2 separate regions of the Mus musculus genome follow, and region 2 is linked to region 1. A link is a loop called in an ENCODE intact Hi-C map of the cell type or tissue named here. Cell type or tissue: left cerebral cortex. All regions are shown on one strand. Links, peaks and the distances in the headings refer to the core of each region. The heading gives the core; the rest is flanking DNA.

Region 1 (8,340 bases), core at 68-8,067:
TAACAGCCCTTTAATATGGAGCTCTTAAATGTTATGCCTAGTAGCTTTTAATCAAATACAGTCTTCAACTTGAAAAGGTTATGTAAGCCTAGAGAAAATTAAAATTACTATCAAAGAATGATTGGCTGTGCTCCTTAGTAGGAAGGCTTTCAATGATTTGACACACCTGTCTTCTAACAGGCACACATAGCTTTACATGCAGTCCTTTCTGCAGTTAATGAGTGACTCCTTGTGGGCATTTTATAATATTTTTCAAAAACTTGCTTTTATATTGTAACCAACTCTGCCATATCATTCATAGAAACATTTAAAAATTTAATCTGTGTAGGAGTGTTTTGCCTGTGTGTGTTTGTACCATGTGTAGACTGTGCCTAGGGAGGCCAGAAGATGGTATCAGATCCCCTGCAACTAGAGTTAACAGATGATTTTGAGGTGCTATATGGGTGTTAGGGATCAAACTTGGGCAGGGCTTAGTGGATGAGCCATATTTGTAATTCTGAATTTTTTTTAAATTTTATTAGTTCAAAGGGGCAAATAAAAGGTTAGTAAGCCATAATGCTTTGGATATCCTCCTCATCTGTGGACTCCTAAAGTGTATTTACCTGCTTGCTAACATAAAACTTCAATACTCAACACGCTTTGCTGGTCATCTCTAATGCCATGTGTTCAGATAAGGCATTAGAATATGTGCTGTGTTCCTATTTGTAATTTCTCTAATCCTCCTAACTATAGTGGTTAAGTACTATGTTTCTCAAAACAAGAAAGGCTGTATATGACAAAGTTGGGCTACACTGCTTCCAAGTTTACTATTACAAAACACATAAGGCTTGTTCAAATAGAAGCATGTGACTAGAGAGCCTCACAACCTGTTCCCCTAGGAACAGTTTTTTTCTTTATTTGCTGTGAATAAGAATGAGACATACCTTTGGACCTCCCCCCCACCCCCCCAGCATGGGGGGGATTTGAGAGAGTTAGTTACATAAAATTTCTAGAATCTGTAGTTTTCTTCACACTCAAACTTTAAGGATTTTACGAGAGGGTGCATGATAGGAAATAACCTTTAGTGACCTTGAGTGAATCGAAACACCTTGATCTCTGCAAGCCGAGACATTAGCTCAAAGTGCACACAGTGTAAAGTGCTGACAGGTTAAGTGCTACAGGGGCCGCTGGCTAGGGGTTTTAGCTCCTGACCTGCACAGGTCAGCTTACATACTTTAGTATTGGCCGTCTAACTTGGGTGGTTTATAGTATGTAAAATATTAATGGTTGAGGTTGAAAATCAAAAGCATTTAACTGCTGGGATTAAAGGTGTGTGTTACACTTGGCTCTCAAGTTTTAAAATTGAGGGAATTTTACAGTCACATAAGCTTGGTCATAACTGAAAATCAAAACAAAGGAACAGCTTATCAAGTATTTCCAAGGGACTAGCTAAATAACAAAATTGACAGGATCTATACACTGGAAGGTTTCTATTACAGCTTTAATGTAGCTGGGTGGGCTGACAGAGATCTACTGCCAAGTGGATCTCTTGAGTTCAAGGCCAGAATGAGCTACATAGCAAGTTGCAAGACAGCCAGAGCTATATAATAATTGAGACTGTCTCTCTCTCTCTTTTTTTTTAAATTGTCTTAATTTATCAAAATCTGAATTGCCCAGTGAAAATGCCTAAAGTACAGTGTTCAAGTACCTTGGGCCAGTTGTACCTTGAGTTTTACCTCCCAAAGGTGAGAATCCCATTTTCAATAGTTAATGTCTGTCTCAATTGACTGTAGTGGGGTATTCTCAGAGCAAGGCCTTAGCCTTGGAAAAATAACAAGTGCCAAATTTCTTTGCTAAGTCAGCAATGAACAGCATTTATAGTCTAATGTGTGTAATCATAATTCTTGAAATCCTTAAGTTTGAACAAAATATACCAAGACACTGATTTAGCTTTTGCCAAGCAATTTTCATGGGTTATAGCTCTGAGGCATTTTTATTACAAAACATGCTCATAAGTAGACTAATGGACTTAAAATTCATCAGATTACTTTATTTTTTAGCTTGTCCTTCTAGTAAGTCTTTAGCTTCATTGATTTTGGCTGCTATATAAGGAGATCCTCCTATAGAAGAAAGGGGATGGGGGAGACACAGTTTAGAGCACAGATTCTAAGTCTTGTCAGAAGCATTTCAAGGATTCCAGGGTGTAACAGAAATGGTATCTTCATTAAGAAGCAACTATGATACTATAAATATGTCTCAAAATTAAAGGGTAAAATATCAGATCGATGGGAAATGAGATGTTTTCACACAAAAGTTTACCATTTTTCAGAAATCTTTTTTTCAGAAGTCTAAATAGGATTTGGCTCCTCCCACATACACACTTAACAGAACTCTATGCTTACTCATTACTGCATATGTGGATATAATCCACTGTTCTTCCCATAGGCTTCTAAGCTAATGTTGAAAGACTTATCTGTGTACCATTCTATAATGCTTCAGTTTTCCTCTCAATATTAGCTGACTCTTTGTAATGTCATCTAGATTTGCTGTCTACTAAAGTGATGGAGCAGTGTGGTCCTAACCCTATCAAAGAGGGGTCATCAAGAGGATTCTGGTAGAATGTGTATATGTGGACTCTACTACCATCCAGAACAGAATACTTCGAGGTCTGCAAGCTAAATTCTTTACATTGTGAAGTCACATACTAAACAGTTCTATTTAAATTTCATGTGCATGACAACAGATTTTTGTGGTCTGCTTAAAGAATCTGTTCTTACCAGTTAAAGCTACTTTGAAGTCTGTATTTGAATAAAAGCAAATACAGCTCATAGGTTTCCAAATAAGTATTCTGTCACAAGTGTCCACACATTAAGAGGCCCCTTAAGTTTTTCTTAATTAAAATTTAAACTTGGTTATTTATGAGTCTAAACAAAAATAATGCAAACCTAAAAAGTAAAACTCAAAACATAGCCGAGTTGGGGTGTGCTTCTTAAGCTCTGCTTTTGGGAATGAGGGAGGGTGGTCATAAGGTTTAGGCCAACCTTGGATGGCCTAAAAACAAACCAACCAAAATATCTAGCAGAACTGTAACCCGTTATTGGAAGACATTCTATCATAGACACAGAACCTAAAAGTAGTAGTAATGTTTACCGCTCCTGCCAAATCACAGTAGTTCTTACATTGTTGTTCATTATATCTTTATTTTGGTGAGACATGGTGTCACTGCAGAGAACGTCACCATATGTACTGAATTTCACTTAAGACACTACAATGTGATCCACAACTGGGAAACTGCTCACACACAGACATTCATAACACCAAGAATTAGCTATTCCATTAACAGTCCAGTATAGTAATAAAAGTTGCTTACCCTTGTCTGGGTGATTTAATAGCATAATCCGGCGATGAGCATCCCTGATCTTCCCTTTATTGGCAGTAGGGCTAATTTGAAAAGGAAAACATACTTGTTGCTTTAGTTTGCTTTAAGAAAACAAAACACCATGAACTATTACAGAAGTGAAGTTAAACATTGAGAACAGTAAAGCAACACAACTGAGAAGCTGTGTGTGAGACAGTAAAATGTGCTTCGTAAGAACCAAAAGTGCTTTAGATGTAGTTAACATCATAACCCTCATTCAACGCTTAGTTTGCATTCCAGAGTAGACTTTAGATTACTCCAGGCAGCAGTGAGCACTGTCCCAGTGTTACACGTGTGAGTTCTATCCCCAGCAACTACTTCATTCTCAATTACTACTAGGAATTACCTTACCCTACATCTCAGAACTGAGTAGACATCTTACCTTACACCTAATATTAATGCTGCTTCCCGTTTTGTCATTTTGGGTTCAAATCCACCTCTGTAGTACCCACCACCGAATGCCTGAAAGAAATTGAATTGGAAGAAAAGATTAATGAAGTAAATGGAAGTTGGTTAAATCTGTAAAAGAAGTGGTACATTTCAGGGAAGTACAAGTGTACTTCCCAAGGCACTTTAGCTTGACCAGGGGTAGCCAACTATTTTAAGATGTGTTAAACACCCATTTCTTGCAACTAAACTGGAACAGTGTCTTGAGAACATAAGATGGGAGGGGGGGAGGGGAGATGAGTGAATGGCAGCCACTCTCATCCATATTCCAGACAGAAACTTGATCCCCGTAAAACAGGAGTTTCAAAAGGTCTCAAAAGACGACCTGGAGATCTCGAAAAGATTCAAGGCAACAACTAAAATAAGACTTTATGGTAGGGACATTTATGCCATCAGAATCTTAACCTTAGTAGAGATCATGTACAACAAGGCCCTATGCTCCTGCCCAAGCTCCATGACATGGCCTCTCAAAGTCCTGACTAGCAGCAGCTTTGTGCTTTACACCCAGTTCAGAGCCGTTATCTAACATCGCTGCAAAGCTATCCTATGTGACAAAACACGAGGGAAGGCAGCTGGACAGATAAACCTGGGTCAACAGTATATGTAGTAAAATTAATTGCTAACTACCTGCTATCGTTCTAAATCTGCAAAGGCCACCCACCCTCAGTTGTCACATGTGAAAACCAACTCCCAGTGTGGCCCATTGCAAGGTTTACAACTCCACACTGAGCTCCATGGACCTGTGGAATTCACCTTACAGGCAAGCTCCAGGCTTCAAATACAGGCAAGTTAGTTAGCAAGAAGGTTCACTTACAGATTTTGGTAGGCTCTGAAAAACTTGTTTTACTTGAGGCTCCACATGCTTCATGGCTTGTAAAACATAACGGCCTAAAACCAAAAGCAACAGAATAAGCAAATCCATGCATAACCAGTCTGCTCCACCCCCAACCCACAGACAAACCTGCAAATCCTGCAGCAGCAATGGTCAACCCGACTGCTACCACTGTGCTGGCCTGTAATGGAGGAGAAGAGCAAGTCTTTACTACTCTTAATTGCTACCTATTCCGCAGCCAAACTCATTACGACCTTCATTTTGGTGAAAGGTGGGTTCTTTTTCCCTTTTGGGGCAGGATTAGGGATGGAACCTAGTGTGTGTCTCATGCTGGTAAGGTGCCTACAACTCCAGCCTTTCTCAAAGTTCCAACACTTTTATTCTGAGGTGGAGTCTTGCTAAAATTGTCCAGGCTGCCCACGAATTTGCGACTAGCTCTCTAAGCAACTGGGACTTTACAGAGTGCAGCACAGGGTCTGCTGGAAGAAACATTTTTTTTTCTAATAGAAATATGTCTTTAAAACTACTGCAGTTGGACGTGGTGCACATTGGCGGCTTGCATTTAGTCCCCGGACTTGGGAAACATTGGCAGGTGAATTTCTGTACGTTCTGGGACTTCCAGGACTACAAAGTGAAACCCTGTTTAAAAAAAAAAAATTAAACTACTGCAATTTTTATCCACAATTTATTGTCAGAGTATGGGATTTTCACCAAGAAGAAAAGGGTAAGTCATCTTTACCCACAACAGTAAGATGGTGATTTTTCAGCCATGGAAGAGAACTTTAACCCTTGGGCATTGGAACCCCTTTCTAGTTTAGACAAGACCGGTGAAAATAAGATTTCTGCTGGATTTGGAAACAGTGCTTGCAAAGGCTCCCTGATCCCATAAGGTATTTCCACCGTAAAGAGGGGAGGAGTGCGGAGATGGTAGTGGGGTAACAGCCCGACCTCCTAGGAGGCACAAACGTGTGCCTGCCTGCAAGCAGATAAGGGGTGTCAGCTGGAGCCACCGGAGGCCGGAGTAAAGGTCAGTCTCCGTATCCGCCCAGCGCCCCTTCGGAGCCCGTCAGCGCCGACCACTCACCATGACTCCACTCCGCGGCTCGGCACCGCGCGCTCATCCCAGCGCGAGCCCACCGCCACGGTACAGCTGTGGAGAACGACAGGGCCGAGCCAGCGATGCCGCCACTTCCACTAGCGCCGCGCAACACGGCAGCGGCGCCGTAAAGTGCGTCGGAACTGTCGCACAAAGTGCCGCACAAAGGGCCTCACCAACTCCGGTTGACGGAGAGGTCGGACTGGGGCGGGACTGGCCATGCCCTCTGCCCGGGATTCCTGACTTGCAAGTCCAATATCCGGCCCTAAAACAGGCTTTCCCGCTAAAACCTATCTCCCTAACTTTGCTTTATATAGGTTATTCCGCCCACCCCGTGGAAGTAGCGTTGTTTTTCACATGAGGCATTTATTTTGTCTTCTGTGCATCTTTTGCTACCCTGGGCTGTCGCCAGTAGATGTCAAGAAGCCACAAGGCTGATCTTCATGGCCTGCAGAGACATCTTTCTTCTTCTGGCTTGGAACGTAGTTAGATCTATAAACATCAGAAACGATATGGAAAATGATTTTTTCCAGTCTTTTTTTTTTTTCCATCTTCCTTCCTGATGTCTGCTTCAGGCTATGTAGATTTGTTCACTAAAAATACAGCTCCTGTTGTGTGTTCACCATGAATTTTTTCTCTCCTGTTTTAGCCTGACTTACTATTTGTGTAATTAAAAGAGCTTCTTGTACCTGTGTTGCTCACAGCATGTGGTTGTTTGGCCTAAGCATGGCAAATGCACTTGACTAGAAGGAAAGTGACTAGGAGCTGTCTTTTTGCATAAAGGCTGTAAGTTGTGAGAATATAAAAGCCATATGTGACCCCAAGGGAAGCTAGAAACTAAGGTAGCTGTTCTTTGTCAATGAATTCCTGTTAATCTTGCCAGTCTTCGCCTGCTACTTCCCCAAGCTTCTCCCCTTTGTTGTCAGAAGACCATTGTGTGAATGTATCATATTTTGCTTATCTTTCCGTTTCTCATGGGTTGTTTCTGTGGTGTAGCTGTGGGGAGTGTCATGTCTGTGGGCATGGATGTACAGAAACTAGGCAGAGACTTATTCCTTTCTCCTGGCTAGGTGGGCAGACATGAAATCCAGGCATGCTGTGAGGATTGGACTTTCACTTGTCGTGCTTTGAATCTGAGCTGTCTCTCAGAGGCTCATGCATGGATTCGTGTGTGTGTGTGTGTGTGTGTGTGTGTGTGTGTTTGTGTGTGTGTGTTAAGAACTCATGGCAGGGATGTGTTAGAGGTAGGGTATTGGGAAGGTAACTGGATCGAAAGGCTCTAAGAAGATGAGTGGATTGATCAGTTGGTTCTTGGCTTGGTGGATGGTGGGAGGTGATGGGGACGTAGCTGAATCATAGTTATGCGGAGCAGGTTCTTGTCTCTAGCTCCTCCCTTTCTTTGCTTCTTGGCCATCATTCATCTCTGCTGGTAGGTCCGACATTCCCCATCCTAAGGTTCTGCTTCACCACACATCCAGAAACAATGGGATCAGACGACTATGCCTTGTCAGCTCTGAGACTGTGAGCCAGTTATTTTTCCAATGTGAGGTAATTCTGTCAGTCATTTTGCCACAGCAAAGGAAAGGTGAGCAATGTAGTTACTGTTATATTCCTGAAAGGGAAGGTAGTTGGTGGATGAGGGCCTCGATCCACATCCATATTTGATAGTTTCTGGGTTTTTATTGAATTGCAGGCATCCTAATGAGTATGAGGTGGTAACTCATTGGACTTTTGACTTGAGTTTCTTTTGATCAATAATATGGAGTGCCTTTTTATATGCTTAATAAATATGTATATGCATCTTTGGAAAAAATGTCTATTCAAGTCTTTTGCCCTTGCCTTTTTTTGGGTAGTGATTTTTATTTGTTCAGATTCAGGAGTTCTCTGTGTGTTCTGGGTATCACTTCTCATTTATATGGTGTGCTATTATTTCTCCCATCTATGTGATGCATGTTTACTCTGCTGGTAGTGTGTATCGAGGTTCAGCATCCTAAAACTTTTTATAAAGTCCAGCTGTCTGGCTTTTTGGTTCTTTGTTGTTGTTCTGACCTGAGCCTTTGAGTCTCACACAAAACCATGGCATGAATGATTTGCCCTAGGTTTTCTTTTAGGGATTTTGTACTTTTCAGTTTTGATCCAGTCTGAGTTGCCTTTTCTGTTCAATACATTGGGCAAATGGCTCCCTCATTTTGCATACATGTGAGTAGTGTCCCAAGCACTGCTCGTGGAGATAGCTCTTTACTTTTTAAATGGTAGAGGTGAAGGAGAGATTTCAGAAACCGCCTGTGGGGAGAGTTCTAGTGAGCATCTGACATCTTTTGTTGTTGTTGTTGTTTTCTAGGACAACCATAACAAATTTCCACAGGCAGGGATGTTTATGAAATAGAAATGTTTTGGTTTTTCTTTTTTAATTCCAGAGGCTGAACATGTAAGATCAGGGCACTGGTGGGTGTAGTTTCTCTCCTAAGCAACTTGTAAAATTTAAAAAGGAGGAAAAGAGGAAAACTTAAAATCATCCTCTCAAAAGAAATACTTTACTTGCTTGCGGCCATTTCTGACTAGTCTTGT
Region 2 (8,340 bases), core at 208-8,207, 1.4 Mb after region 1:
CACGTACTTTCCACCACATGCACACAAATCCACCTTGAGCCAACCTGGTCTGAGAAATGTTTCCCCTAATCTGCCCACGCTCATCCTTATTCTGCTCCTAGACCCTCCCCCACCCCATCCTTGGCTGTGGCCTTCACCTTGAATAGACTGTTCAGACTCTCCTGACTTACCCCCTGTATCTCCCAGAACCCCAGCTGAAGCAACTTGAATACCTACACCTCACTTAACCGAGTCATCCTCTCTCATAGAACTGACTGAAACTTTAGCAATCAGCCCGACATCTGGAGAAGCTGGTAGCTTCTCCGTGAGGACCCAGCCCTAACAAGCAAGAGACATTTCTAACGTGACTTGCTGACTTAACATCTGGAACCAGAGCGCCCCTCTGCCTGTGGAGCAGAAGTCGGGCTACCATCTGCCCTATGGAAAAGGTGACATCAATCACCCACTCGGGTCTGGCCCTCTGCTGTCACCCTCCTCATTTCTGACTCAAATACTCAGTTGCTGTTATCATGGTGGTTTTTGTTCATCCTCTTTTTGCCTCTACCATCTTGACACCCTTAGCTGGAAGAGGCTCTAACCCTAACAGACCCATGAGACTGTCCAAGAGATGGTACAGAAGTGGCTGACTTCAGCACCCTTGGCTGGCTTGGTTAGACATTCAGAAAGAGCAAAGTAAACGAACTGTGTTGTTCCCTTACTGAGTCTTACTGAGTCGGTGAGTGGAAAGACAGGCACTCGGACCCTTCATAAAACACAGACAGCACTACATCGTCTCAAGGTCAGGACCACTGTTCTTGCTTCCAGTGTACATACATAGGCCTTCTCTTTAGGGGAAACTGGCTAGATTTCTGTATTTATGAGTTATGTGATAAAACACCGTTGTCTAATCCGCTATCTGACTAGACGGGGTGTCCAGTCACAGACCAGGTCTGCCATCTCTGATAAGTCACCTCACCTCAGCCCAAGCCTAGCTCCTCCACCTGTAAAATGAGCCACTAAGGAGATCTGGGCTGAACCAGAGCATCCATGTCGGTTGCTGCTCAGAATCACTATCTTACGTATTCCCTGGATAGACACTCTTATCACAAAACAGCAGTGTGGCAGGGAGGCCACACTTATTCTGAGTTCAAGTCTGAATTCCAGTCTGGATTCTGTCACCTGCTAGCTACTAAGGTGAGTAGAAATGATGGGTTATCCTGAGTCAGCACTCAAGTTTTCACACAAACATGGAAAAATGGTCTCTAACCCAGAAAGTTAAAGAAAAAAAAAACTCTCCTCACTCTGGAGTGCTCCTCATGATGTTGGCAAATCAGCCCTGAGCCGACGACCTGTTGAACACCCTCCCATACTCAAACACTTGAAAAGAGTTATGGAAGCAAGACTTAAGTAAATACATACATGGATAATTATTTTTGACAGTGTTATTATACACTGTGAGACCTTAGCTATAACTATTGAAATTAAGCCAACAAGGAACCTGTGACATCTTTTATGTCATTTATCCACTCAAAATACACTTCTGAACAATATTCTATGCAGGATGCTGTGTGTGTGTGAGGTGAATGTGATTGGCTGATCTCCGTGATGTTGTGTGTGAGATGGGCGTGATTGGCTGATTTCCATGATGCTGTGTGTGTGTGTGTGTGTGTGTGTGTGTATGTGTGTGTGTGTGTGTGTGTGTGTGTGTGAGAGAGAGAGGTGGATGTGATTGGCTGACCTACATGATGCCGTGTGTGTGTGTGTGTGTGTGTGTGTGTGTGTGTGAGAGAGAGAGAGAGAGAGAGAGAGAGAGAGAGAGAGAGAGAGGTGGATGTGATTGGCTGATCTACATGATGCTGTGTATGTGAGGTGGATGTGATGGGCTGATCTACATGATGCTGTGTGTGTGAGGTGGATGTGATTGGCTGATCTACATGATGCTGTGTGTGTGAGGTGGATGTGATGGGCTGATCTACATGATGCTGTGTGTGTGAGGTGAATGTGATTGGCTGATCTACATGATGCTGTGTGTGTGTGTGTGTGTGTGTGTGTGTGTGTGTGTGTGTGTGTGTGAGGTGGATGTGATTGGCTGATCTACATGATGCTGTGTGTGTGAGGTGGATGTGATTGGCTGATCTACATGATGCTGTGTGTGTGAGGTGGATGTGATGGGCTGATCTACATGATGCTGTGTGTGTGTGTGTGTGTGTGTGTGTGTGTGTGTGTGTGTGTGGTGGATGTGATTGGCTGGTCTACATGATGCCGTGTGTGTGTGTGTGTGTGTGTGTGTGTGTGTGTGTGTGTGTGTGTGGTGGATGTGATTGGCTGATCTACATGATGCTGTGTGTGTGAGGTGGATGTGATGGGCTGGTCTCTATGTATGTTTATAAGAGAGCAACGTGCAGAAGCACCTGTCACCCACAGAGCTCTCCAAGTGCCATGAGAGACAGGTGGAGGAAGGAGAAGTGGGGACTCTTCCTGGCTGGAGACAGAAAAGCACAGCGACGAGCAGGACCCCAGTAATTAGAGATAGGTGCTAGGGTCTCCTAGAAAGTAGCAATGGCGGACTTCAGCAATGTATACAAGAGCCTAACCTGGGTCCACCTGGACAGTTCCATCTGGTGGCCTTAAACAATGGCAGGGGCCCAGGAAGTACAATGATCAGATGGACTCCAGGTCATGTGGCTTTGCCTCCACTGATTTCGGGCCTCTCTCCACAAAGACAACACAACAGAAATCTGAAAAGGAAGATGGCAATCCACATGGCACCCAAATGAAAAGCTTTCTCCAAATATCTCCAACGAGGTCACAAGACTCCAGGACTCTCAGATGCGGTGTGCTGCATGCATCTCAGCATAGAGAAGTACATGACTGCCTGGCTGAAGTTCCACTTCACTCCACCCAGATTTTGTGGAAGCAACACATCTATAAAGCACAACTGATTCCACCACCCACCCCCGAGAAAAATCCCTGCAAACTGTGTGTCCCCCAAAACGATTCCTTTATTCTCAATGTCTCCAAAACCCAGGTCTCAGAGCCAGCCCCGGTAACACATAAGCTGATGAAATAAAAGTGTTACATTCATGTGTTCCTTAGGTCAAGGTGGTAGTGAAAGCGCTGGCACGTGTCATGAGAGTTAATAGACCCGATTGCCTGTCCCTCTGAGAGGCCTGGCTTTAAATCCAGGTTACATCATGAGTTGGATTGGTGGCACTATCTGTCTCCTGGGAATACGTGTTTGGTTTGTGAAGACGACACATTCAGTATAATTAGTATTCACTGGTGTGGTCAAAGCCCCAGAGAGCTGGAATTCCTATGTACTATAGCCAACCTTCTCTCCTTTTCCCACCCCCCCTCTCTCTCTCTGCTTTTCTTTCTTTCTTGAGGACTGTGGGGGCTGGAGACCTGAGTGAATTTACTCCAGATATCATGAGTTCTCCACATAGAATCAGCTGAAGGCAATTTTCAGCCATTGCTGTTAGAGTATCTAGAGCAGCGGCGACTGTCATCTAGCCAGCACCCAGCCCCCGCACAGGACCACTGATTACACAGTGTGGGTTTCACATAAAGACTTTTCTGGATGAGGCCGGCGGCTGAAAGGGGTTCTGAGCATCTAACAGAGCATCTGCTAACAACCATTAAAGTCATTATTGTTCCTTAGATAAAGCAGGGCACGAACACACAAACAGAGGAGTACTTGCTCACGACATAGAAAGTGTCCTCTCTTCCCAAGCATAACAGAGCCTCTTGTGTATCTTAAACCTGTTTAATTCCCATTTTAGGGGGTCTGTGACAGGCGTCGAGAGGAAGCTGCCAAAGCCATCACTATATTTAGCTGTTTATCACACATCAGCTCAAGGTGGTGTGTGCTGGTAGACATGCCACAAAGCAGAGAAAATGGAAGCTCATGAGTGGGGGGTAGGGGTGGAGAGCGGGGGCGGGGCAGGCAGAAAGCTTTGGGAAGATTCGGAACAGGGAGAAAACTATGATTCTAGTTGTGTCATTTCTAAGTCAAAATAAATAAATGAATGAATGACTACCAAGCTTCTAGGCAGAGTCGTGCAAGGCGATTTTAAAGTTAAAACGGACAGTGAAGAGGTAACGGCAGATTCCGTGGCCCCGAAACAAAGTGGGGGCAACCATTGGTTTCTATGTCCTTGGGGCTGTTCAGTGTGTTTTCTGAGGGCTGTCATCTGGGGACGAGAGAGAGAGAGAGAGAGAGAGAGAGAGAGAGAGAGAGAGAGAGAGAGAGAGAGAGAGAGAGATCTTTAATTTCTCTCACCAAAAGTTGTATGTGCCAGTTTGAAATTCCTGTTTCATCTCTGTGGTCTCCAGATAAATAACAGTCCTCAGGGACTGTGTAGCACATGCCAAGGCGGAAAGGGAGCACCACCGGGCCTGGAGATCAGGGCGGCTTCCCCAGATGCCATCTCCAAAGGGACACCAGTGCTTGGCTTCCCCGATGGTGGCTGATTCAGCGGAGAGCTTCACGTAGAAGCGGCTTTAAGGTTCTCAGGGGTCCCCGACCTCATTAATGATTTTAGGAGAGAGAGGGACACAAGCATGCGAGGGTACCTCCTCAATCCCACGTCCCAAGCCCCGACATTTCATTTTATCTTGTCATTTGTTAAAGGTTTAAGAAAATGGAAACTAATTGCATGTTGCTCTTAAAAATCAGTTTTAAAAATAGTCGGACACAAGCCTGCCAAGTCTAGTGTAACCGTGGCTGAGAGCTGACCCCTAATCAGCCCTCCGGATTGATTCTGGAGGGTCATTTGTATTTTCCTTCCTAACACGCTTCTCTCTCACCATCACTCCCAACAAAACACACTAGTTTAGAATTAAGATCCTTGCTGAGGACCAGCAGAGAAACATAGATGGGTAAATAGTGCCACCTAGTGGCCTGTACGATGCTCAGAAAAAGGAACCTCACGCCCCATTGTGGTTTTGGGGACTGCAAGTCCCCATTCTCACCCTCTGTCATCAAGCATGGGAAACAAAATTTTTCCTCTAGGAGAGAGCAAAAACAAAACAAAACAAAACAAAACAAAGCAAAACAAAAAACCAAAAGCAAAGACCAAACTATACTGTTTCTCTTCACTTAGCCAGGCTTCCAGTCACCTAGTGGGGATACTTCCCAAATCAAAACGAAAACAACAGCTAGCATTTGCGGATGACCTGAGCCAATGTTGTAAAATGCTTTCTTTCTCCAGCTCCTGACAGCTAACCATCTACATGGTCTGATTGTTTTTCGACTGGGGTGACAGCACTTCAGTCTTGGATCACAGCCCTGGATTCTGACAGTGACGCAGTGAAGACATGATTCGCTTCTCCCAGCACACCGCGGCCCTGGGGGCTGGATATGTATAGCGCAGAATAATTAGATCCACATTAAGCATTTACTTAGGGATACAAAAAATGAACTGACAAGAATCCTATCCCCCAAGAATGTATCCTCTCCACGATAATTTAAATGTGTAGAGTACTTCAGAGCGATTACCATTTGAAAGTATCTCCACAGTTTGATAAGGTAATTACGGTACTGATTTTAGAAATGATGTTTTATGATTTGTCCAAGGTCATAAAGATAAGAAGAGGCAGCTGTCCAGATTAGAGCTCATCACTCCACCACAAGGTGCCTCCTTCCCGAGGCAATTGATAGAGATTCCTAGTTTTATAGTGGAGACTGGGAGTTGGGTACTGAAGTGGCAGAGAGCTGACTTGAAGATTGCTGCTGTCGGGCTGAAGAGTCAAATGCTCTTCTTTGCCTTCTCCACGTCCAGAGAAGAATGTTGCAAACCAAACATCTCAATAGAGCAGATTAAAAGAAATCAGTTACATTCTCTGAGTCTCAGAAAAGTAAAAAGTATAAAGAATTTTCCTCAGCCTAAAGAAGGTGGGCACACACACACACACACACACACACACACACACACACGCGTGCGCTCACACACTGAGACACACACATACGCACATGAATGCACATACTCTAGCACTATTACATATTAAAGTGAAAGTGGTAAAAGAGGACATCTTTCCCCTAGCCACCCTAACAGGACAAAGATAGCATTCATCTCTCTCTTACTTAAGGTCATAGCTAGTGCAATAAGACAAGAAAAGGAAATTAAGGGTACATGTGTACTAGAACAGGGAGAAGCAAACATCTATTTAGGTAGCATGATAGTAAAGTAGAAAACGCCACAGAAACTTAAACTCTAACAAATAAGCTTGATGAGGTGGCACAGTACAAGTCAGAGATGAAAGTGATTGCTTCCTTATCCACCAGCAATGAGAAGCCGGAATCTAAAATTAAGGAACAACACTATTTATAATTCTACCAAAACCAATAACGATAAAGACACAATCTAAAAAGAAAAAAAAATGCACATAAGTTCTCCATAGGAAAATTATCTTTAGTGTGGAAGAAGAAAACGCTTTCTAGTACATAAAAATAAGGCAAGAGAACCAAAGATAAAGTCTAATCTTTCTCCTTACAGAGACTGGGGTGGGGGTGGGGGGAGTTCTGTCAGAAGTCAAACCATTTCAAACACCAGGCTAGCAGCCTGTAAGGGGCTAGTTCTTCCTCTCTCCCTCCCTGTAGTCTGCTGAACAGAGGACCAGAGTGTGGAATACTCACTCACAAAAGCAAAGACGAGCACACAGAGGAAAATAGTAAGTTGGGTTTTGTAAACTTATTTTTTATTAAAGACTTTCTTGGCAGGTGGCTGAAAGAAGCATGCGCCGACTGGGTGATGTGCTCAGAAATTGTGATTGACTGGTGTGTGTGAGGTCTGTAATGGTGCAAATGAGAATGGCCTGCGTAGGCTCTTAGGTGCACCCTCCCTCTGTCCCCCCCCCAGCCCCCATCCCCACCTTCCCGGTTCCCCCCTCCCTCCCTCCCTCTCCTTCTCTCCCTCCCTTCCTCTCTTCCCTCCCTCTCCCTCCCACTCCCTCTCTCCCTTCCACTCCCTCTTCTTCCCTCCCTCCCTCCCTTCCTCTCCTCTCTCTCCTTCCTTCCCTCCCTCCCTTCCTCTCCTCCCTCCCTTTCCTTCTCCTTCTCCCCCCCCCATTGTTGTCTCAATAAGTAAGCCCTCAGCTCCTGCTTCAGTGCCTGCCTGCCTGCTGCCCATGCTCCCTGCTCTGATGGCTGTGGACTCAGCCTCTGAACTGTAGGCTAGCTCTCAGTTAAAAGCTTTCTTTTGTAAGTTTCCCTGATAACAGTAATGAGAAAGGAACCAAGTCAGAGACTCAATGTTCAGTTCCCAGCCTCACCAAAACAAACCAAACAGAAGTGTTGCATCATCTCTCAGGCTCCAGCAACATGCGGTTTCTCCTTTCTCCTACATCTTAAATATTTTCCTTGTTTTCCATTAAAGAGGTCATTTTAGCTTCTTGAATGGAGCAGAGGTGGACTTAAAGTCTCCTGTTCATCTCCATACAATACACCACAGAGATACATAAGTTTACGTCATGGATCCATGGACAGTTTGGGCCTTGACTTGGGTGCTTCATGCTCTAGTTGCCTGGGTATTTGTCTATCTGCTTCACACATGCTAATTCATTTAATATTCTTATTCTTAATTTGTGTTAAATTAAGACAAACAAATCAATTTCTTAAAACATAAACAAAAGGCCATTTCTTCCCCATGAAAACCTCTTTCTTTCTTTCTTTCTTTCTTTCTTTCTTTCTTTCTTTCTTTCTTTCTTTCTTTCTTTCTTTCTTTCTTCCTTCCTTCCTTCCTTCCTTCCTTCCTTCCTTCTTTCCTCCCTCCCTCCCTCCCTTCCTTCCTTTCTTTTTTTTTCATTTGGGGGGGATTCAGTTTCTCTGTGTGTTGCCTTGGCTGTCCCAGAACTCTGTACTAAGCTGGCCTTGAACTCAGAGATCCACCTTCCTCTGCCTCCTGAGTGCTGGGATTAAAGGTGTGTGCCACCACCACCACCCAGTGAAAACTTTCTTTTCTTTTAAATTTTTCACATTTATTTTCTTCAGATGACCAATGACTTACATTACAATTTTATATTCTATTCCTTCAATCTTTAAAGACAACGCTTGGAAAAACAATACACATTGGTATTGTAGGGATCTAGTACAGATAGAGAGGCAAGTTTGTGTTTATTAGCTAGTTCACCAGTTAAGGAAAGGGCAGAGAGAAAGAGAACCACAAAGAAAGCCCTGCTTCGTGCTGCTGGCCAGTTTCCATGTGGAAGCCCTTTCGTGGTAATTGATTGTGAAGCTCAGCGTCCCTGGAACTTTAGCAACGGGCTTTCAACCAGCCAGGAGAAGCCAGCTTTGGCTTCTACAAAGCCCCCTAGGGACCACAGTCTATGGCTACTTGACCCTCATACCCAGCACAGTGTCTA

The links. A loop is a pair of places that touch in the nucleus more often than their neighbours do. Peaks named below come from ENCODE experiments on the same cell type or tissue, not always from the same donor. Only the 100,000 strongest peaks of a DNase experiment are listed, where the experiment ranks them.
Region 2: a loop joins it to region 1, with 2.5 times the contacts of the local background. A loop is called at or near these places in 2 of 42 quality-filtered maps.

The regions. Positions count from the first base shown.
Region 1 is chr3:34,075,426-34,083,765 of GRCm38, forward strand. Dnajc19 (DnaJ heat shock protein family (Hsp40) member C19) reads right to left here and starts at 5,929. Exons shown (of 6, transcript NM_026332.4): 1 at 5,761-5,929; 2 at 4,806-4,857; 3 at 4,659-4,732; 4 at 3,780-3,859; 5 at 3,350-3,420; 6 at 1,860-2,099. The coding sequence starts at 5,763. The coding sequence ends at 2,029. In left cerebral cortex, for the core only: no CTCF peak of the experiment used is centred there; DNase peaks (open chromatin) are centred at 4,562, 5,117, 5,910 and 6,546; H3K4me3 peaks cover 1,937 bases; H3K27ac peaks cover 1,431 bases.
Region 2 is chr3:35,477,649-35,485,988 of GRCm38, forward strand. No RefSeq gene overlaps it. Among named protein-coding and RNA genes, the nearest start is that of Gm38512, 76 kb to the left of the region's middle. In left cerebral cortex, for the core only: a CTCF peak has its summit at 4,883 (motif pointing left); DNase peaks (open chromatin) are centred at 3,590, 4,470 and 4,867; H3K4me3 peaks cover 500 bases.